Linked DNA regions of Homo sapiens: regions 1, 2 and 3 are each linked to region 4. The links are chromatin contacts, found by Hi-C or POLR2A ChIA-PET in ENCODE. All regions are on one chromosome and are shown on one strand. Each heading gives the region's core, a stretch centred on a gene start or an enhancer-like site at or near the end of the contact. The rest is flanking DNA. Distances are from core to core; before and after follow the strand shown.

Region 1 (5,567 bases), core at 2,940-5,439, 430 kb before region 4:
ATAAATTTACAAGAGGTGAACAAAGTAGGTTCTCCAACCATAATGGAATTAAATTAGAAACCAACAGCAAAACAACTTTTGAGAATTCCATAAATATTTGTAAATTAAACAGCATACTTCTAAATAACTCATAAGTCAAAGAAATTACAAGCAAAATGTAAAAACATTTTGAAATGAATGAAACTGAAAATACAACAGATCGAAATTTGTCAGATTTGGCCAGGTGCGGTGGCTCACGCCTATAATCCCAGCACTTTGGGAGGCTGAGGTGGGTGGATCACCTGAGGTCGGAGTTCCAGACCAACCTGGCCAACATGGTGAAACCTCATCTCTACTAAAAATACAAAAATTAGGCAGGTGTGGTGGTGGGCACCTGTAATCCCAGCTACTCCAGAGGCTGAGGCAAGAGAATCACTTGAACCTGGGAGGCAGAAGTTACTGTAAGCTGAGATGGCACCACTGTACTCCAGCCTGGGTAACAGAGCTAGACTCTGTCTCAAGAAAAATGAAATAAAATAAAATAAGAACAAACAGGAAATATTTTAGGTTTGGGGGCTGAAAAGTCTCTGTCTCAATAACTCAACTCTGCTGTTAGGCATGAACATAGCCAGAAGCATATAAATGAATGACTGTGGTTGTGTTCTAATAAAACTTCATCTATAAAAAGCAGGACAATTTGGCCCACTGTCCATAGCTTGCTAATCCTTGATGTATATGGGCAAAAAATATATACAATTTAAGTGAAACCACGAATGAACTTCTCTTTGGAGAAGCCCTCACCATTTGAAAAACAAACAAACAAAAACACACATTACAAAATTCAGGAACAAAAGAGGGGACATCACTAGCAACCTTATAAAAACTAAAAGGATTGTAAGTGTATAATATAAACAACTTGATTCTAGTAAATTAGGCCACTTAAATGCAACTAATAAATTCCTAAAAGACAAAAATTACCAAAATGGACTCAGAAACAAATAGAAAATCTAAATGTATAAAAGGTGAAGAAATTAAATTAGCAATTTAAAATATTCTTATTCTTAAAAGCCTGGATGCAGATGGTTTCACTAGTGAGTTCTACCAAACGTTTAGAGAAAAAAAGTAGTACTAATCTTCTGGAAACTCTTCCAGAAAATAGAGGATGTGCCAATATTATCCTGATATCAGAGCTAGACAAAGACATCACAAGAAAACTAAAAAGCAATATTTCTCATGAATATAGACTCCAATGTCCATAATAAAATATTGGTAAATCAAATCCAGCAACACATAAAAAAAATTATATACCATGACAGAGTGGGAATTGCTTCCTAGGAATACAATGGTTGGTTTAACATCTAAAAATTAATTAATGAAATCCATGACATTAATAGTTTAAAGATGAAAAATGACACGACAATACAATCTCAATAGACATTGAGAAAAAGCATATGACAAAATCCCACACTCATTCATGATTAAGGGATGGACAAAAAAAACCAAACCGTCTCAAAACTAGGAATAAAAGAGAACTGCCTGTCTCTAAAAGAAGTATTCGGTTAAACAAAATAAAAATAAAAAGGGAACTTCTTCCATCTAATAAAGGGCATCACAAAAACCTTACAACTAACAACATACTTAATCATGAAAGATGCAATGTCTTTCCCCTAAGATCAGGAATAAGGCAACGATGTCCATGGTCACCACTTCCATGCAACATTGTATTGAAAATTCTAGCCAGTACAATGAGTCAAAAAAAAAAAAAAAAGTTGGGGGCAGCGGGGACAAAAGGCATCCAGATTGTTAAGAAAGATTTAAAACTATCTGTTCACTGATAACATGAGCCTGTGTGTAGAAAACCTTAGGGAACCTATACAGAAAAATGAATAGACTAATAAGAGTTTCAGAAAGACCAAAGGATATAAGATCAATACACAAAAGCCAACCCCACTTCTATATGTAAGCAATGAGTAATCTGAAAAGGAAATTAAGAAAATAATTCCATTCAAACTTAAGCACTTGCAAATTTTTGATACTATAAATAACCTAGTTGATGGACATCCATGAATACATAAAGTACTTTCTGTATTTCAGATATCCATGTGGATAGATTTCTGGAACTTTATTTGCTTTCACAGTGACAGATACAAAGATACGGGCACTGAATATAAAATGATGGATTCAGAGAACAATGATTGTGTTGTAAAAAGTATGACCAAAAATATAAGGCAATTTTGGGTTCTGCTGCTTAACAGAGTTTCTTCTAAATAAACTCAAAAACAGTGAAGGTCACTCACCTGCACAGCATGAGATAAATCTGACATCAGACACTGACGGAACCTCTCATCACTCCCAATTCCTTGAAGAACAAAGTCAGGCACATAAGATGAGCAGTAGCCACCCAGCAAGGACCTCCCGAAGTTGGCAATGTTGGGCTGAACAGCACTCACTTCGATTAACTTTGACCTGGAAGAAAAATGCCCCCAAAAGACATTTATTTAGTAATAAATATATTTAACCAGTAAAAAAAAAAAAAAGTGAATTCTACTTGTCCATATTTTACACTAGTCTGTATTAAAATCAAGTGTAAAATCATCCTTATATAATGGTAACAATCGTAAAAATTAAGAGTAAAATGGTAATAATAGTAAAATCAAGAGTAAAATCATCGTTATTTAAAAACTGGCTCAAGTGCTCTATCAGAAAATAAAATACTCCTTCTTATTCAGAGAAGAAGGTCTGATGAGCAACTGAGTAATGAAGTGAGGATCAATCTTTCCTAAGAGACTTTAAGAGAATTGTACCTTGTGTTTGTAGCACATTCTTAATACAATCAGATTATGAAAACAATCATCTAAAACAAAACAATTAAATGCCTCACAAGTCCAAAGCTAGGTATGTAATGTTTCTCAAGCATGAATATTCTCCTTGCATACTTGACCCAAAGTATACATTCTCTGTTTTCCTCTTAGTCTTGGCCAAATCTATTTCTAACAGCTATTCTAACATCTCAGGGATTAGTGCTCCCTAACTGCCAGGCTCAGCATATGTCCTTTGGGGGGCATAAGTCACTCCTAAATGGCTTGAAACCTTCTAAGCAGTAAGAAATCTTATACTTATCAACCAGATCCTTTAACTTTTATTTGAGGTCTTCATAAAACCTTTCCAGGGTGTTTCTGGAGCTTAGCCTTTACTCCTTCTTATGAGTTAAGAGAATATGAAAACAAGAGAGCTATCCAGAACAATGATCTCTTTTATACTAACCTTCAGAGAACAGCTAAAAAAGAGAATGGTACATATTTATATAGGGCCCATTATAGGTGAAAACTTCCTACTTACCCAGGAAAAGGTATCTCATCCTCTTCTGCCCAATCTTCTTGCTCTCCTCCATAATAACTGCTAACTTGTCTAGTCATATCATGACCTGTATCTTCACTTTCACTATCCCCAAGGGCACTGTCTGAACTTTCATTTCTTGGAATGTCCCATTCAGTTCCTACAGCAATTTTTTTATCTGAACTCTCTTTATCCCCATGGGGGACAAGAATGGAGAGTGTATCTCTTTGGTCCTGCTGAGGAAAGCAGGTTTTACATGAATCTTGGGGAACTGTTTCTATACATTTACAAAATTCATTGTTCTGCTTGTTATTTTTTGTACACAATATTTTTGAAAACTCTAACATACAGCAATGGTCTTTACTATCTGTACTTGTTTTAAATGGAACATCATCAATAGTCCTGGTTTCGATTGAATCATCATTAAAATATTCGTCGAATAAGCTCATGCTTTCTGGGTCTGAATGATTCCAACAGGGAAGTTCACAGGGCTCTTCAGAAACCATGTTCTGTGTATCAGACTCTCCAGATTGGTCCTTGGTTGTTTGTTTAGTTTCTTGATGCTGATCAATAGCCCCTCTTTCTTCCTTCAATGGTTTGGTGTGATGTCTGGTAATCTGATCCACCACTGCCTGACTTCGAAGCTCAGTATCTGAATCAGGTGACATAGAATCCCCAATCAGGAAAGTAACCTTTGTCTGGGCAGCCTCACAAGAAAATGAAGCAGGCACAATCTTATCTGGAGGTTTTTTTTCCACAACCATTCCTGTGGATCTCATTGCTTTGCCTGTGTGACTGTCTGAATCCAGCAACTTCTCACTCTGCCATGTTTCCTCTGTTGACTCTAAGCCTGACTCTGACAATGCACATTTGTCTACTGGAACAGATCCTGTGCAAACAACTGTCTCTAACTTGGCGTCAAAGCAAGTTCTTAATTTATCTCTGTACTGTTTAACATCAACAGCATTTTCTTCTTGGCAGTCAGAAGGAGAAATCATCTGGCACTCATCTGAAATTCCTAGCAGCTCCTTAGAGCTGTTTTGAATATCTTCTCTCTCTTGTTGTGAAATGTTCTCTACATTTTGCCCAAGGAGTGGATGACTGCAATATTTACAGTTACAATTGGGAGTTCTAATTTCTTCTGACTCTTTAAAGAGCAAACTGCTTTTGTTTCTATGCATTGTGACAAGGACATACTCTGATTCTTCTATTTCACCTTTCTCTAAAGTGGTAGTAATTACTGTGCCTGGCATAACGATGGCTTCATCTTCTCCATTTTCTAAAAGATGCGTTTCTTGAAGTTCAGAGCATCTTATAAAATAAGTAAGAAAATAAAGTAGCCTCTGGACCATGTCTTGTCGTTTGCCAACTACCACAGTCCTTGCTAACCGTACGGGAGAGCCAATAGCGCCATACAAGTCTCCTGTAATGGAAAAAATCAGTTATTGGACATGTCCTTTACTGACACAGCTAAGTAAGCTATTTTTAATGATCAGAAACCTACTTCTTTTACTGTATGAGTAATAGTTTAGGTTTTACTCGTTTTTTTGTTTTTTTTTTTTTTGAGACAGGGTCTCACACTGTAATCCTGGCTGGAGTGCAGTGGTACAATCATGGTTCACTGCAGCCTCAGCCTCCTAGGCTCAGGTGATCCTGCTACCTCAGCCTCCTGAGTAGCTGGGACTATAAGCGCGTGCCACCATGCCTGGCTAATTTTTTGTATTTTTTTTTTTTTGTAGAGACAGAGTTTTGCCATGTTTCCTAGGGTGGTCTTGAGCTCCTGGGCTCAAGCAATCCACTGGCCCTGGCCTCCCAAAGTGCTGGGATTACAGGCGTGAGCCACCATGCCTGGCCTCACTCTTAGTTCTTTAACAGATGAGTGACTATTCAAGGGAGGAAGATGAGATGAATAATCTTAACCAGAGAGAAAGGTGAATTTAAGGGTTTTCTGGTTTCCTCTTTAAACAAATGCTATGGTTCAGAAACCTCAAGCAAAGAGTCAGTTCTGAAACTCACATATCCCAAGAATATTCTCTAACCCAGGCTCCATGCAGAGCATTTTTACCTTGTTAGAGAAGTACTGCCTGAAGTACTATGTACACAAGGATTCTGTAGCTGTGTCCAATCAAGAAAAGACAAAGCACAATATCCACTGGCTTGCAAGGAGAGGAAAGGAGTAGTGGTAAAATGGAGCAAAGCTATAGTCGTCACACCACACACTTAACCATTCCTGATTTAAATCATATCTCTGG
Region 2 (3,189 bases), core at 128-2,627, 280 kb after region 4:
ACAGCAGCCCAGCCCTCTCTCCGCCCAAGCCCCAACTGCCCATTCCCCCCATCCCCCCACTCCCCACCCCCACACGGGCCCTGTTAACACTCAGAAGTTGAGGAATAGGTTACAGCTGCCTCACTCTTTTCACCACGGGTTTCAGATTTTCATTTTTTACTTCCTTTCTAGGCAATCATATATTTTAACCATTACTTCTAACAATAAATACTCTTTTTGAGTAATAGGCCTTTCATAAAGTCAGCATTTGGGAAAATCATTGTTTCTTATACCTAAGGTGGCTTGTCACCTTACAAAGCTAACCCCAAACGTAAAATGTAAAGCACAAATAGATTTGGAGTTAGAAGTATTTCATCTCTTGAGTATTAGCAATTATTCATTAAAAAGAAAAAAAAAGTGTTTAGTCTCTTTCTGCCCTCCAATGGTTAATTATTGCATATCATCTTGGAGTCAGGTCCTTTTTGATGTCCACCTCTTCCCCCTACCCCACCCCTCCCGTCAGCCCTGTTCTCACACACCATGACTCATTTCTTGGCTCTACCTAGTTCCTGGTTCTTGCTTTTCCTTCCCGTTCCCTCTCCTACCATCTCTGTAGCAGGCAGTTTTCCTTGGTCTCGTGACTATGAGAGGTTAGAAGCTGTAAATGCTGCCTGGTGGGGTTCTGGAATGTGTCTGTGGTCTGACTGGAAGATGAGGGGTTGGGTGTGGGAACAGCCACAAGCAGCCCTGCTGAAGTGTGAGAGGCAGGCATGGTTGGGCTTGGAAAAGAGGGAACAGTTATTGTAGACAGCGGAGGCCAATGGCCACTGCCAGCCCTGCAGACTTCCCAGTGAGTGGTGGCCCAGCAGCCACTGTCAGCATGCACCAGAAAGGGGTCCTGTGCGCAAAGGTCAGGCAGGAGTGTGGCAGAGGGCTTTTAAGTTAGGTGGTTTTGGGGGCTTTTAAGTGAGGGGTCAATCTGGGTGAATGCATAAGCCCCACTGGCATCTTTGAGGAAATGAGGCTATTTCAGGGGATACTTTCAGTCCAAAGTTGACCTTTTGTTGAACTTCTAACTCTGGAAAAACAAGCTCCAAACCTGGGTTTGCTTAAGAAAGCAACATCAGTGTGTTTAGACGTGTGGTTTATTAATGGCCTTGGCTGTGCTGAATTTCATAGGAAGTCACTCTGGGTGAAGCTCAGGTCAATTTTCCTGTTTTTCTATTTGAATTCTTTTTCCCTGGAAGCACACCAGTAACTACATAGTATAAGGACTCAAAACATTAACTTTTAAAAAATATCAGACCAATAAACCACACAGCCAGGTACTCTCTCTGACCCAGAGGGCAGGGAGCCAGGCTTCGGGAGGAATACTTAGAGGCCTCCTTGGAATGTGGCCACCGACAGGAATATGTGGGGGTGCAGTGAGGAAGCTGTCAGCCTGGGCCTCTGTCTTCCTGTACCCTTGAGGGACTGGTCACTTACTTTTCCTCATTTTCATTCACTCTGATTTGTTACTGACAAGGCCTAGGGAAGTTTTCACAGCCTAAAACACAGTCAGTATACTTACTGTTCTTAGAAACGTAACACTCCCCGACGCTGAGATGCAGACAGCTAAGATGCCAGGGATTCAAGTATGTTATTGTGTGCTCTGAGTCTCTGACCACCTCTTCTTCCCATACACTTATGATGTTGTTCCTGCAGTTACAAGACCTAAGTTCCAAGAAGCAGCAGTCCCACAACATTCTGGATCTGCTTCGAACCTGGAATATCCGGATGGTCACCATCATGTCCATAATGCTGTGGTATGTAAAAGAGACCTGCCTGAGGCTTCCAGACAAAGCTTCTTGAAGTGGCCATTGGGCCTCTTGTTTACAGACATGCCTCAGACAAAATTCAAAGCCTATGTCATCAGAGAGTGAAAAGGATATGTCTTGTGTTAGATGGAAAAAATGGGCATGTCACAATTCTTAATGGGATGGAACCTCAGAAAAGGAGAATGAAAACAATTGTGGAGGCTGTTGTGGGAAATATGGACTCTTGTGGGGAATCTCTCCAGATCTTAAGATGAATCCTTGCCCAATTTGGGTCATTTAGTTCCCGTCTCCTACCCAGTTACCGACAGTGGCTGAGGAGGCCAGGTAGGGCTTTTAAGAAGGATCTGAGTGAAGACACCATGTCCTGTAGGCTGCAGAGGCTGCCAGTTACTTTCTGGAAATGTGGAAGTGGGATGTGCTCCTCCTGGGATGTCCATAAACGGTCCTGGAGTCAGGGCTATAGCCTAGATGTCCTTACCAGGTTCCCACTAATGAGGCAAAGTATGTCAGAAAGGGATTTGTGAATTACCAGGGAGAGGAAACATGTCCAAGTGCACATCGCTAGCTTTTGCTCAGCGGCCGAACCCTGGGATTCTAGGCGACTTCTGGAGCCTGGTGGGTTAGCGGTGAGAAGATGGGCGAGGAGGGCGGACTTCATCTCAGAGTCCTTATTACTAGTCTCATCCAGCTTTGAGGCAGTCAGCCACTGTGCCTACTGAGGGAGTGCTATGAGTCACCCGCTTCCAAGGAATGGCCCAGGATCCCTCCAGGCAGTTCACCATTCCCTGAGTTGGCCTCAAGACAGGAGCAGCATGTAGCCTGCACCACAGACATGCAAGCCTGTGATGAGTCACCCACTTTTGTGTTCACCCAGGCTCTCCTCCCTGCTCTGGATTTCCTGGGGACTCATGCACATACTCTTTTTATTGTACCAGCTGTGTGTTCCACCTGCAGATGAGTCAAAACAGTCTAATCCATAAAGGTCTGGTTTGTCAAAGAGTGTGGGTCATCAACAGAGAGAATGCCTACTGGGGATGCCCAGGTCAGGGGTACTGCAGGGCATCCTGATGAGAGGCAGTGTGGCCCCTCCATTGGGAGCCACCTCTGTGCTCCACAAGTACCGCGGGGCTGGTGTCAGCTGTCTCTGACCAGCCTCTTCCTGACTGGTCACCACAGGTAGTGTGTGAGGGTCTCTCTCCAAGTGTTTGACCTAATGTTGTTCCTTTTGTTATCTTATCCCCCAAATCCTATCACACCTCACTTGATGTCTGCCTCCTGACTCATTCTCTAGCTCCTTCTGCAGTTGCTGGATTTGAGGAGGTTCAGCTTAGGATTTTTAAAGCTGAAAGGCAGGTTGGAATTTTTCTTTTCAATGAAGTAAATCTATCTGAAT
Region 3 (6,026 bases), core at 24-2,523, 330 kb after region 4:
TATAATTATTATGTATTATCATTGTCTGGGACCTCATATTGTGTGTTATAATGATTATACATATTTACAAGGTACATAATGATGTTTCAATACATATTATGTATAGTGATCACATCAGGGTAATTAGCATATCCACCATCTCAAATGTTTGTCATCTCTTTGTGTTGGGAACAGTCACTATCCTCCTCCTAGCTATTAGCAGTGGTTAGGGATTTTGGAAGTTGTGTAGTGTGAAGAAGCCTGTGGGCCAGAGGTTCTTATCACAGACTCTTTCTTCTTCAGGAGCTATGAACCATCCTTCCCCAAAGTGTTATCAAACTGTGCCTTTGGTGGAGGCATAGCTCTCGTCGGATTCTTTTTTGCCAGAAAGATCTGTGAACGAAACTGCTACTATGTTAACTCAGAGAACAGCCTCCCTAATAAAGAAGAGGATGTGTTCCTACAAGAGCCAGGTTTTAGTTGGATTGTTAGTGTGAGTGATGAAGACCTCAGAATGGCTCTAGAAAGAAGCCCAGATCTCAGCTTTGCACTGTGATTGTCCCCCAGCAACTTTGCATTCCCCCTGTATGGGAATAGGGACCTGTGGATTCTGTTGCCATAGATCCAGAGATTGGACCTAGGAAAGTGAGACCAGGTGGTCTGACACCTACCTCCAGAGCGGACAACCCAGAGACAGAGCAGGCCCCTGCAGGTGTAGGGGCTGGCGGCGAGAAGACAGCTATGTTTACCCTTGTAGACTAGGAATATCAGTATGAATAGACTAGTCCTAGGCTTTGAAATGAATTTTAGTGTTCATTATTATTTGGTCATTCTAAAAACCCCTATTTTGAACCTCCACTTCAGAGAAATAGTTCTGATGTTCTCAGAAAATGTCAGGAGTGTATGGTGCACAGCAGTGGACAACAAAGGAAGAGAAAACCAGAAAAGGAGAAAAGTGAATAAAAAGAAACTTCTCAAATTAGAGCAAAATACTGAATTCAGTTATGCAAGCATACAACTGTAACGTGACAACCTCTCTGATTTTGACAGTCCCCCTCCACTTGTATTTTTAAAGTCCTGGCCACAGTTATAAATAGGGAACCATATCTGTTGAGACTTCCCAAGGGTTACATAAACAGTTTGGATGGTTACATCTTTTTAAACAACAGTTTCTACAAACACTGAAAAAATCCCACTTATTTAACAGTCTGATGCCTTGAGCCAGTCCTGGGAGTCCCTGGGAGGCCTTGCAGAATCACTTCCTTCTGACTGTGAGTGGGGGCAGGGGCCTGGCTTCTTGAGAGAGAGCAGGGGAGGAAGAACCCAGTGTGTATGGGGGCGGGCAGGGAGGAGTGGGGTGGGGCAGAGGGAGGGAGGAGGAGGCCCCAGACTGCTACTCATACAGGCAGCTGTATCTTGTCTCCAGGAGAGAGCAGGGACCCAGGATGGAGCAGACATAGGTCTTCTGGGGACTCAGCCCTTTCAGGAGGGAGTGTGTGCTCTAGGCACACCCTTCCCATTTGACAATCTGATATGAGGTGGAAACAGGGTCCTTGGGCCCCTAAGTCATGTTGGGAATGTTTCCTTCTCTCAAGCCGGAAGAGCTGAGGTTTATCTGAGAAATGCCTATGTCTCTTTTGACACATCGTAGTCACTAACCCCTTGTTCCTGCTCCAGGAGCCTCTAAAAAGCCATCTAGACCAGAAAAATTGGTCTTTTTTAGTGATGGGAGTGGCTTTAATGTCATTCTCCCCTATTTAGTTATGAGCTGTACCTCAGTTTTGTCATTAGAAATATAATTTTAGGTCAGGTGCAGTGGCTCATGCCTATAATCCCAACACTTTGGGAGGCTGAGGTGGGCAGATTACTTGAGGTCAGGAGTTAAAGACCAGCCTGGGCAACATGGTGAAACCCTGTCTCCACTAAAAATACAAAAATTAGCTGGGCATGGTGGTGGGCACCTCTAATTCCAGCTACTCAGGAGGCTGAGGCACAAGAATTGCATGAACCTGGGAGGCAGAGGTTGCAGTGAGCTGAGATCGTGCCATTGCACTCCAGCCTGGGGGCGACAAGAGCAATACTCCATCTCAAAAAATAATAATTATAATAATAATTTTAGTTAAGCGTTCTCCCTTCCCAGATGTCTTTTTAGAAGTGCAGTTAGCTAAAGATACATAGCTCATTACTATAAATTAATTTTATCAAACTGATCCATGCACTTCCATTTAAAGAGGACTCGGTCCAGTGGGTCTTAACCTTTTTTTGAGGTCACACACCCCTTCCAGAATCTAATGGCACACATAGACCCTTTCCCCAGGAAAATTCACAAACATCCAGAATTTCATATGCCACTAGGGGATTTAAAAGACCCCTTTGACTCCACCCTGGGCTTCTGAGTTCTTATGAGAGGGTGGCACATGGAAAAAGTGGTGGTGAGGGGCAAGGAACAGGGACAAAAAAGGAACCTGGGTCCTTAAGAGATCACTTAGTTGTTTTACCCAAGACTTGGCATACAAAAATATCAGAAATGAGTGTCTGCTGCCAAGTGGGGTCACTGCACGTCCTAGAAAAAAAGTATGCCTTCATCTGCAGTGACACACAGCCATGGTGTTGGGACTGGCACACTGCATCTCTAAGCCGCCAAGAGCTTGACCCTGGATGGGAAGAAAACTGCCCCAGAGATGCTGGAGCTGGCTTTATGAACTGGCTTTATGCTGGGGAGGTGGATGGCAGATCGCATCCATCTGGTAGGTTGAGGTCCTCTTGGCAAGCCTACTACCATCACCTCCCAGCAGAAGAGGACTGCAAACTATCCTTAAAGGGGACTCGGTCCAGTGAGTCTTACCTTTTTTTGAGGTCATACACCCCTTCCGGAATCTGATGGCACACATAGACCCTTTCCCCAGGAAAATTCACAAACATCCAGAGTTTCATATGCCACTAGGGGATTTAAAAGACCCTGCAAAGGACACTGCAAACTCATAACCTTGAGTCCAAGATCTCTTTTTTTTTTTTTTTTTTAGGGAAGTCAATTGTATGATGTAGCTTGTGACTCCCAGGGTATTGTTCTACTCAAACTGGGGAAAACATGGGGAAAGTTTCTGGATCTAGACTTCATACACAAGCATCACAGGGGATTTTGAAAGTGATGCAGCATCGTGAAATGAGCATAGGGATCGTTTGGAGTCGAGCGCTTGTTATTTGAAGCTCCTCCTGTCTATGTGGTGACTCAAGGAGGGGAGAATTTCCCCTTTGTGAGCCAGCTGGACAAGTGTCAGCACTGCTGTCTTTGCAGGCTCTGGCACAGAGGCGCAGGGCCTGGACTAAAGGGAGTCTCCAGGGTTTGGGGGTCAGACCCAGCTTAACACACATGAAAAGGAGTGATCTTTCTCTTAAGCCATTGAGCCAGGGTCCCCCTACAGCCCACAGAGCCCTTTCCACCACCTGGTGCAGCATCTGAACCAAACAGAGGGCATGTTTGTTGCACTGCCTGGGGGTTCAGCTCCCATCCATACCACAACACAGGACAAGGCCCGGGCTTTGCACAGCACAGTCAAGTGAGCACACTCTCACGATCTGATGCAGTCCTTCTCCCACACCCACCATCCAATTTTTTCCTTCACTTCTTTGTCTTTTTTAATATTAGTAATTTTTGTTATTTCTGTTAACTGGACTTCTTGGAACTAAGATTACTTAAGCAGGATACACTAGCCATAGATGAAAAGATGGGTAAATTGAACATTTATGAACTTTTGTTCATCAAAAATACCATTAAAGAGTGGAAAGGCGTCTGGGTGCGGTGGCTCACACCTGTAATCCCGGCACTTTGGGAGGCTGAGATGGGCGGATCACAAGTCAGGAGTTCGAGACCAGCCTGGCCAATATGGTGAAATCCCGTCTCTACTGAAAATACAAAGATTAGCCGGGCATGGTGGTGGGCACCTGTAGTCTCAGCTACCCGGGACGCTGAGGCAGGAGAATCACTTGAACTCGGGAGGTGGAGGTTGTAGTGAGCCGAGATCATGCCATGCACTCCAGCCTGGGTGAGAGAGCGAGACTCTGTCTCAGAAAAAAAAAAACAAAAAACCTAGTGGAAAGGCGAGCCAGAGACTGGAAGAGGAGAGGATATTCTCTGTAACATATCCGACAGACGACTGGGGCTTATATCCAGAAGGTCCAAAGAATTCCTGTAAGTAAATAAGAAAAAAGCAAATAGGCAAAAGTCTTAAACAGGAACATCTTAAAAGTGGATATATAAATAGCCAATAAGCAAATTAAAACGTAAAAGATACAACTCTATACCCACAGGAAGGACTAAAATTGAAGACTGATAATACCAAATGTTGGCAAACACTTTTATATGCTGGTAGGAGTGTACATTGGTACAATCACTTTGGAAAACTATTTGATAGTATCTACTAAAGCTAAGACTATACCCATTCCATAAACCATCAGTTCCACCTCTAGGTACATACTCAAGAGGAATGAGTGCGAATGTCCAGAATGTCCACCAGCGGACATAAACCAAAATGTTTTTGTCTTATGTCTAATAGTATCTTTCTCCATAAGAGCCCCAAACTAGAAACAACACAAATGGCCATCAACAGTAGAATGGTTAAATTGTGTCATATCTACACAATGGGATACAACACAGCAATCTTAAAAAAGAACAAACTGTGTCTATACATAACAGCATACATGGATCGCACAGATAATGTGTAGTGGGAAGAAGCCAGACACCCGAAAGGTACATTGTATGATTCTATTTATATGAAGTTTAAAAACAAATAAAATTGGCCGGGTGCGGTGGCTTATACCTGTAATCCCAGCACTCTGGGAGGTCAAGACAGGAGGAATGCTTGAGACCAGGAGTTTGAGACCAGCCTGGGCAACATAGCAAGACTCTGTCTCTTTAAAAAAAAAAAAATAGCTGGGCATGGTGGCACATGCCTGTAGTCCTAGCTACACAAGAGGCTGAGGTGGGAGGATTGCTTGAGTCTAGGCGTTTGAGGCTGCACTGGGCTATGATCGCACCACTGCACTCCATCCTGGACGACAGAGCAAGACCCTGTCTCAAACAAAAGGCAAAAACAGATAAAATTAATCTCTGGTGATGGAAGTTAGAACAGAGGTTACTTTTTGGGTGGGTCCCAACAGGGAGGGGCATGAGGGGCCCCCTGTGGTTGGAAGCATTCTGTCTCAGTGCTACTCAAAGTATTGCAATTGCCAGCCACCTTGCCATTCACCCCACTGGCTCCTGGATGATAAGTATAAGGGTGCACCTTTGTCTGAACCCCAGTGCCTAGCACAGCCCCCGCCATGTAGAGCAGATCCTCAGTGGACATTTATTCAAAGAATGAGCAAATTGCACCAGGCGCAGTGGCTCACTCCTGTAATCCCAGTACTTTGGGAGGTTAAGGTGGGCGGATCACTTGAGTCTAGACCGAGACCAGCCTGGCCAACATGGGGAAACCCTGTCTCTACTAAAAATACAAAAATTAGCCGGGCGCAGTAGCACAGGCCTGTAATCCCAGCTACTTGGGAGGCTGAGGTGGGAGGATGACATGAGCCCAGGAGTCAGAGGTTGCAGTGAGCCAACATCATGCCACTGCACTCCAGCCTGGACAACAGAGCCAGACCTTGTTTCAAAAATAAAAAATAAAAAAGAATGAGTGAAGTAAGACATGGCCTTTACAGAGTAACATTTGTGTGTTAGAGGGGAATCAGTGTGGGAAGGCAGTTAACAACTGCTCAAAGTTTACTATAAAACAAAGCAGAAAATACATGCTGCAAAGAGAAGCAGAAATGAAGGTCTTTCACTAGAATGGGGGATGGGGTGACAAAGAAGCTGTCGGTTCAAGGAAGAGGCCTTCACAAGTACTTGGGGGACTACGGGGGCTTCCCAAAAGAGATGGTATTGAGCTGAACTTTGAAAGGTGGTTGAGATTATAATAGGCAGAAAATGGCTGAGAAAGGCAACCTGGGCTCAGGGAATGGCTCACCCAGTGGTTCTCAAACTTTAGTGCAACCAAAATCACCTAGAAGAC
Region 4 (6,251 bases), core at 210-2,709:
CTAGGTATATCAGAGGTGGCCACAAAACTCTTTATGATGTGGCCAAAAATTCCTCCTACCACCACAGCCCTTGAAAATAGGTCAAAGACACCTTCTATGGAACTCTCAAAACAGGGCTTAGCTCACACCATCTACCTCCGTCATTGTGCTGCAAACACTGGAGCTTTTGTGAGAATGCTCTCCTCTTCTGCGGTTTGAGCTCAGTTTTGGCTCTGGGCTAATCATCTGTCCTGTCCTACTTGTCTTCCACAAGGGACCGACTGGTCATGAAGGCCATGAAGGCTGTCTGCTGTGTGTCCCTGGAAATGTCTGTCGACAGCCTCTCTAGGCAGAAGTGTTTCTTCTTGTGTACCAACCAAGACCTATAGGCCTCGCCTCATCTCCCAAGCTATACCTCACCACAAAGCAGAACAAGGGTGGACTAAGAACTGGCAGAGACTTATACTTGGCTTTCCAGAGGTCCCAGGTTTGTGGTAGGGGTTCATGAGGCTGGCTGCTGTCTAGATGAGATATGCAGAGTGAGCTCTTTTCCCTGAATGCTGGGCATCCCATCGGTAGTATGGGACAGGGTAAGCTCCTGGCCTGGCTGGCTCCAATGCTGCCTGAGTGAAGCTATGTAACCCTGGGACATCTCTCTTAGCATGCTGATATTTGGCTGCTTCTCTGATAATGGGAGCAGCATTCTCTGGTATGGGGTGCTGTGGAAGACCTAGGGAATGGGACAACAGATTAAAATGGGCTTTGAAGACCCTTGCAGAGGTGACCAGGGAGGCCCAACCTTCTATTTCCTGTGCTCAGGCCTTGGCAGAGACAGAAACCACGAGGCTCCAAGGTCCCCAACCAGTGGGACCCCGACACCAGGAGGACAGGACTCTCAGAGTTCTGTGCCTACTCCTCAGTTTCTTTTGTGTCTGCTGCTATCAGGAGTCCCAATCTACAGGGCTCAATCAGGATGGGATCCTTAGTGTGGCACCTGGGTCAGAAAGCCGCCCCTGCTAAGAGGCTCAGGACAGGGCTAACTGGGAGAAGAGGCCCCACCTAAGTGTCTGCCACCCAAGATGATACTTTTTTTGGCCCAGAAGCCTCATCTGACCTCTGGCCCAGGCCTCAGCCTGGGTGAGGGTGGACATCTCTGTCCTAACAAGATCCTTGGGAGCCTCCAGGCAGTCCCCTTCCAGGGATAAGAGGTCCTGTGTCTGCTTGGCCTAGAGCCAGGCCTGTGCTGAGTCACAGGACTCTGGTGTTCAAGGCCAAAAACAATGACTTAAACATTCTGAAATCCAGGAAAAATCAGCACTGGCTTTCTACCTAAGAACCCTGCCCAGCTAGGCATGAGTTCACCCAGCAAGACAGTGACAAGGACAATGGGAAACTGCCTGTCCCCTGTAGGCAAGAGGAGCAGGGGGCTAAGCCTTGAGCCTGAAACCAACCCTGAAAGATTCTTTAAAAACCCCATATCATTTCATCTAAAATTAGCTTTCAGCATCTAAATCACTTCCTGTTACAGAAACCACAGGCCTGATGCTTCAGTCATCACCCTGCCTGCCTCTAGGGGTGGGGTAGGTGAGGTAGGAGTGCTGCACACAAAAAACAGTGACTATCCAAAAGTGACACAGCAGTCAGGAACCCCTTTCCCCACCCCCCCCACCCACTGCAGAAAGGATGGCTAAGCAGGGCCCTATAATGGTGTTGTTGTGGGGACCAGAGCCAATGTGAACATGCATGTGCATGTAGGCAAATATACACACATATGCACACTCCCCTGCATGCACACTATACACACAGACCAGAGCTTTCTCCACTGCCGCAGAGAGACTGCCGTATGGACAGCCCAAGCACGTCTCCGTTGTGCCCCTTCTGAGCACAGGACTCACCAAGAGAGGAGGGCAAGTGTCTGGCCTCCTTGGAGCATCTGCATCTCTGTTTCCACTTCTCTTACAGCCCTGGTTACTTTATGCCTAATTGGCTGTGAGCGAGGTTAGCCCAGCACTTGGCACTTGGCTCTCACTCATTGTTTCAGCCAACATTGCCAAGTGTTTCCTGTGTGCAGAAAACCAGGTGGTGGCCGGATTGAGGATGTGGAGCAAGTCAGAGGCCATCCCTGTACACCAAGAACTGAAGTTGAAGAAACCAACTGAATCTCTAAACCAGAGATGTCCAATCTTTTGGTTTCCCTGGGCCACTTTGGAAGAAGAATTGTCTTGGGCCACACATAAAATTCACTAACACTAACAATAGCTGATGAGCAAAAAAAAAAAAAAAAAAAAAAAAAAGAAAGCAAAAAATCTCATAATGTTTTAGGAAAGTTTACCAATTTATGTTGGGTCACATTCAAAGCTGTCATGGGTAGTATACAGCCTGTGAGTCATGGGTTGGACAAGCTTGCCTAAACCATCCAGAGAGCTCTGTTCTTCCTACTGCCTCAAGCTAAGCCCTGACCCAAACCTGAGACCTGGATTGAAGGATGCCAGCATCTGTGCACAGATAAACTGCAGCCACAGAAGGAAGACACTGATCATCTGTCACAAACTTGGTGAGTCATAAATAGTGCCACCTAAACCATGAGATAAACTGGGGGTGCACCTGGAAACCAGGTAGCCCCCCTCAAGGGCAGGGGCTTTTGTATTATAGGTCTGCTGCTATTCTCCCAGTACCCTCAATGGCACATGTCATGTAGAAGAGTCTCAGTAAATACCTGGTGGGTGACAGAATGGAGGTGGGTGATTCTGTTGATGAGCAGGCTGGCACCGATGAGCATGGAGTATCTGCCAGCCCTAGGATGGTGCTGTGTCTGTGTCCATCCACTGTATGGTTACAAGAACTCAAGGTACCTGGGATCCCTCAGTCCTCACAGACCAGCTCCCAAGCTGGGCACAAAAGACAATGTATGTTGAGTGTTGTTTCTGACATGAGACTACTGGGACAGTAGGTGTCTGCCTGCTCCAGTATGAGGGATCCCACTACTTTGTCACTGGATGGCTTTGGTTGCAGTGGTTTTCTAACCAAAGCACAATGACCCTTCAGTGGGGTCAGCTTCAGCAAGATAAAGGCCTGGCCTGAAACAGGTGTCTTCTATAAGAAAGACAGAGTTGTGTCCATTATGCCTCTCTCGCTGCTTCCTGGTAAAGGGACCTAGGCATCCCTGGGTGACTGGAATGCCTGGTGACCACTTCCATCCACCCCCATTAGCTGCTGCTAAGGTACACATGAAGTATCTTAGGTTCCCAGAAAGAGAACCCCTGTTGAACAGTAACAAGCCCCAGCACAGGGTGCTAATGATTTATCTGCTTTCACATTTGAGCGTGCTTTCTTGGAAGTGATGGAGAATCTTCGGCCTGAAGATGTGGAGGCGCATGCAGAGTCCTGAGCTCCCCACAGGCAGCTTAGGTGTAACTGAGAAGGAGCTGTGAGCATATCTGGCTCTCCAGCTCCCACAGCAAGCGGGGTCCACCAGTATTGACATGGCTCTTGTCTGCATGATAAGCTGGACCAACAAGGCCAGGGCTCTGCCCACAAAGCTAAACTAGTATGGGGACTTGGCACTTGTCCCTGTCAGGGGAATGGTAAGCATTTTCGCACAGACTAGACATATTTTCCAAAGGCCTGCTTTAAATCAGGCCTTATCTGGGCACTGAGGATACAATTAGGAAGAAGACAAAAGTCTGTCTCTCAACAATGGCATATTCCACTGAGGGAGACATGTAATTATAATACCAGATTGTAAGTACAAAACTAGAGAGGTATTAGAAAAAGACAGACATGGTGCTCTCGGTGCATAGAGAAGGAACATGCCACCCAGCCTGGAGGCTAGGCACAGTTTTGGTGAAAATTTTTACTGAGGTAGAACTCAGTAGGAATAAGACATTACCAAATTGAATTAAAAGAATAACAGATCATGATCAAGCAGGGTCATTCCCAGGAATGCAAATTTGATTATGGAAAATCTACCAATGTACTTCTCCACAATAATTGGTTAATCTAAAGATGATCATCTCAACAGAAACATCCGTTTATGAGAAAAATTCTTTGTCTACTAGGACTACTAGGAAGCATCCTTAATAAGATCAAGAATTATACCAGAAACCGGCCAGGCGCAGTGGCTCATGCTTGTAATCCCAGCACTTTGGGAGACAGGCAGATCACTTGAGATCAGGAGTTCGAGATCAGCCTGGCCAACATGGTGAAACCCCATCTCTACTTAAAAAAAAAAAAAAAAAAAAAAATTATCCGGGCATGGGAGTGTGTGCCTGTAATCTCAGCTACTCCAGAGGCTGAGGCACAAGAATTGCTTGAACCTGGGAGGTGGAGGTTTCAACGAGCCAAGATTGCACCACTGCTCTACAGCCTGGGTGACAGAGTGAGACTCTGTCTCAAAAAAAAAAAAAAAAAAAAAAGAGAGAGAGAATACTATAAACACCTCTATGCAAATAAACTAGAAAATCTGGAAGAAATGGATAAATTCCTCGACACATAAACTCTCCCAAGACTAAACCAGGAAGAAGCTGAATCTCTGAATAGACCAATAACAGGCTCTGAAATTGAGGCAGTAATTAATAGCTTACCAAACAAAAAAAGTCCAGGACCAGATGGATTCACAGCCGAATTCCACCAGAGGTACAAGGAGGAGCTGGTACCATTCCTTCTGAAACTATTCCAATCAATAGAAAAAGAGGGAATCCTCCCTAACTCATTTTATGAGACCAGAATCATCCTGATACCAAAGCCGGGCAGAGACACAACAAAAAAAGAGAATTTTAGACCAATATCCCTGATGAACATCGATGCAAAAATCCTCAATAAAATACTGGCAAATCAAATCCAGTAGCACATCAAAAAGCTTATCCACCATGATCAAGTGGGCTTCATCCCTAGGATGCAAGGCTGGTTCAACATATGAAAATCAATAAATGTAATCCAGCATATAAACAGAACCAATGACAAAAACAATATGATTATCTCAACAGATGCAGAAAAGGCCTTTGACAAAATTCAACAACCCTTCATGCTAAAAACTCTCAATAAATTAGGTATTGATGGGACATATCTCAAAATAATAAGAGCTATCTATGACAAACCCACAGCTAATATCATACTGAATGGGCAAAAACTGGAAGCATTCCCTTTGAAAACTGGCACAAGACAGGGATGCCCTCTCTCACCACTCCTATTCAACATAGTGTTGGAAGTTCTGGCCAGGGCAATCAGGCAGGAGAAGGAAATAAAGGGTATTCATTTAGGAAAAGAGGAAGTGAAATTGTCCCTGTTTGCAGGTGACATGATTGTATATCTAGAAAACCCCATTGTCTCAGCCCAAAATCTCCTTAAGCTGATAAGCAACTTCAGCAAAGTCTCAGGATACAAAATCAATGTACAAAAATCACAAGCATTCTTATACACCAATAACACACAAACAGAGAGCCAAACAATGAGTGAACTCCCATTCACAATTGCTTCAAAGAGAATAAAATACCTAGGAATCCAACTTACAAGGGACATGAAGGACCTCTTCAAGGAGAACTACTAACCACTGCTCAATGAAATAAAAGAGGATACAAACAAACGGAAGAACATTCCATGCTCATGGGTAGGAAGAACCAATATCATGAAAATGGCCATACTGCCCAAGGTAATTTATAGATTCAATGCCATCCCCATCAAGCTACCAATGACTTTCTTCACAGAATTGGAAAAAACTACTTTCAAGTTCATATGGAACCAAAAAAGAGCCCACATTGCAGAGTCAATCCTAAGCCAAAAAAACAAAGCTGGAGCATCATGCTACCTCACTTCTAACTATACTACAAGGCTACAGTAACCAAAACAGCATGGTACTGGTACCAAAACAGAGATATAGACCAATGGAACCGAACAGAGCCCTCAGAAATAATGCCGCATATCTACAACGACCTGATCTTTGACAAACCTGACAAAAACAAGAAATGGGGAAACGATTCCCTATTTAATAAATGGTGCTGGGAAAACTGGCTAGCCATATGTAGAAAGCTGAAACTGGATCCCTTCCTTACACCTTATACAAAAATTAATTCAAGATGGATTAAAGACTTACATGTTAGACCTGAAACCATAAAAACCCTAGAAGAAAACCTAGGCAATACCATTCAGGACATAGACATGGGCAAGGACTTCATGTCTAAAACACCAAAAGCAATGGCAACAAAAGCCAAAATTGACAAATGGGATCTAATTAAACTAAAGAGCTTCTGCACAGCAAAAGAAACTACCATCAGAGT

Evidence for each region. Hi-C counts contacts between places; a loop is a spot of excess contacts on that map. ChIA-PET counts read pairs that join two places held with the same protein, here RNA polymerase II (POLR2A). Pooled maps may share reads with other maps.
Region 1: a loop to region 4 is called in a map of GM11168, with 3 times the contacts of the local background. The contact joins two enhancer-like sites. A Hi-C loop is called at or near these places in 1 of 168 maps with a recorded cell type or tissue (GM11168), 4 of 37 single-sample maps with no recorded cell type and 2 of 50 pooled maps.
Region 2: a pooled map shows a loop between it and region 4 (2.3-fold over the local background). The contact joins two enhancer-like sites. A Hi-C loop is called at or near these places in 2 of 50 pooled maps. POLR2A ChIA-PET finds 5 or more read pairs at or near these places in 3 of 52 experiments (GM12878, HCT116 and activated CD4-positive, alpha-beta T cell).
Region 3: a loop to region 4 is called in a pooled map, with 3 times the contacts of the local background. The contact joins two enhancer-like sites. A Hi-C loop is called at or near these places in 1 of 168 maps with a recorded cell type or tissue (CD8-positive, alpha-beta T cell), 7 of 37 single-sample maps with no recorded cell type and 11 of 50 pooled maps.

What each region holds. Positions count from the first base shown.
Region 1 is chr5:131,668,187-131,673,753 of GRCh38, forward strand. FNIP1 (folliculin interacting protein 1) reads right to left here. Exons shown (of 18, transcript NM_133372.3): 14 at 3,319-4,738; 15 at 2,277-2,445. Among named protein-coding and RNA genes, the nearest start is that of RAPGEF6, 36 kb to the left of the region's middle. Within about 2 kb of position 4,190, at least 11 of the 41 ENCODE cell types and tissues checked have a DNase peak (open chromatin) inside an H3K27ac peak, as active enhancers do.
Region 2 is chr5:132,387,238-132,390,426 of GRCh38, forward strand. SLC22A5 (solute carrier family 22 member 5) reads left to right here. Exons shown (of 10, transcript NM_003060.4): 6 at 1,684-1,784. Among named protein-coding and RNA genes, the nearest start is that of MIR3936HG, 19 kb to the left of the region's middle. Within about 2 kb of position 1,378, at least 29 of the 41 ENCODE cell types and tissues checked have a DNase peak (open chromatin) inside an H3K27ac peak, as active enhancers do; they include HCT116, where a contact is called at or near this core.
Region 3 is chr5:132,436,503-132,442,528 of GRCh38, forward strand. The region is part of intron 2 of CARINH (colitis associated IRF1 antisense regulator of intestinal homeostasis); the gene reads left to right. Among named protein-coding and RNA genes, the nearest start is that of LINC02863, 13 kb to the left of the region's middle. Within about 2 kb of position 1,274, at least 30 of the 41 ENCODE cell types and tissues checked have a DNase peak (open chromatin) inside an H3K27ac peak, as active enhancers do; they include CD8-positive, alpha-beta T cell, where a contact is called at or near this core.
Region 4 is chr5:132,102,297-132,108,547 of GRCh38, forward strand. No RefSeq gene overlaps it. Among named protein-coding and RNA genes, the nearest start is that of CSF2, 32 kb to the left of the region's middle. RefSeq lists enhancers at 1,100-1,394, 1,173-1,552. Within about 2 kb of position 1,460, at least 30 of the 41 ENCODE cell types and tissues checked have a DNase peak (open chromatin) inside an H3K27ac peak, as active enhancers do; they include CD8-positive, alpha-beta T cell and HCT116, where a contact is called at or near this core.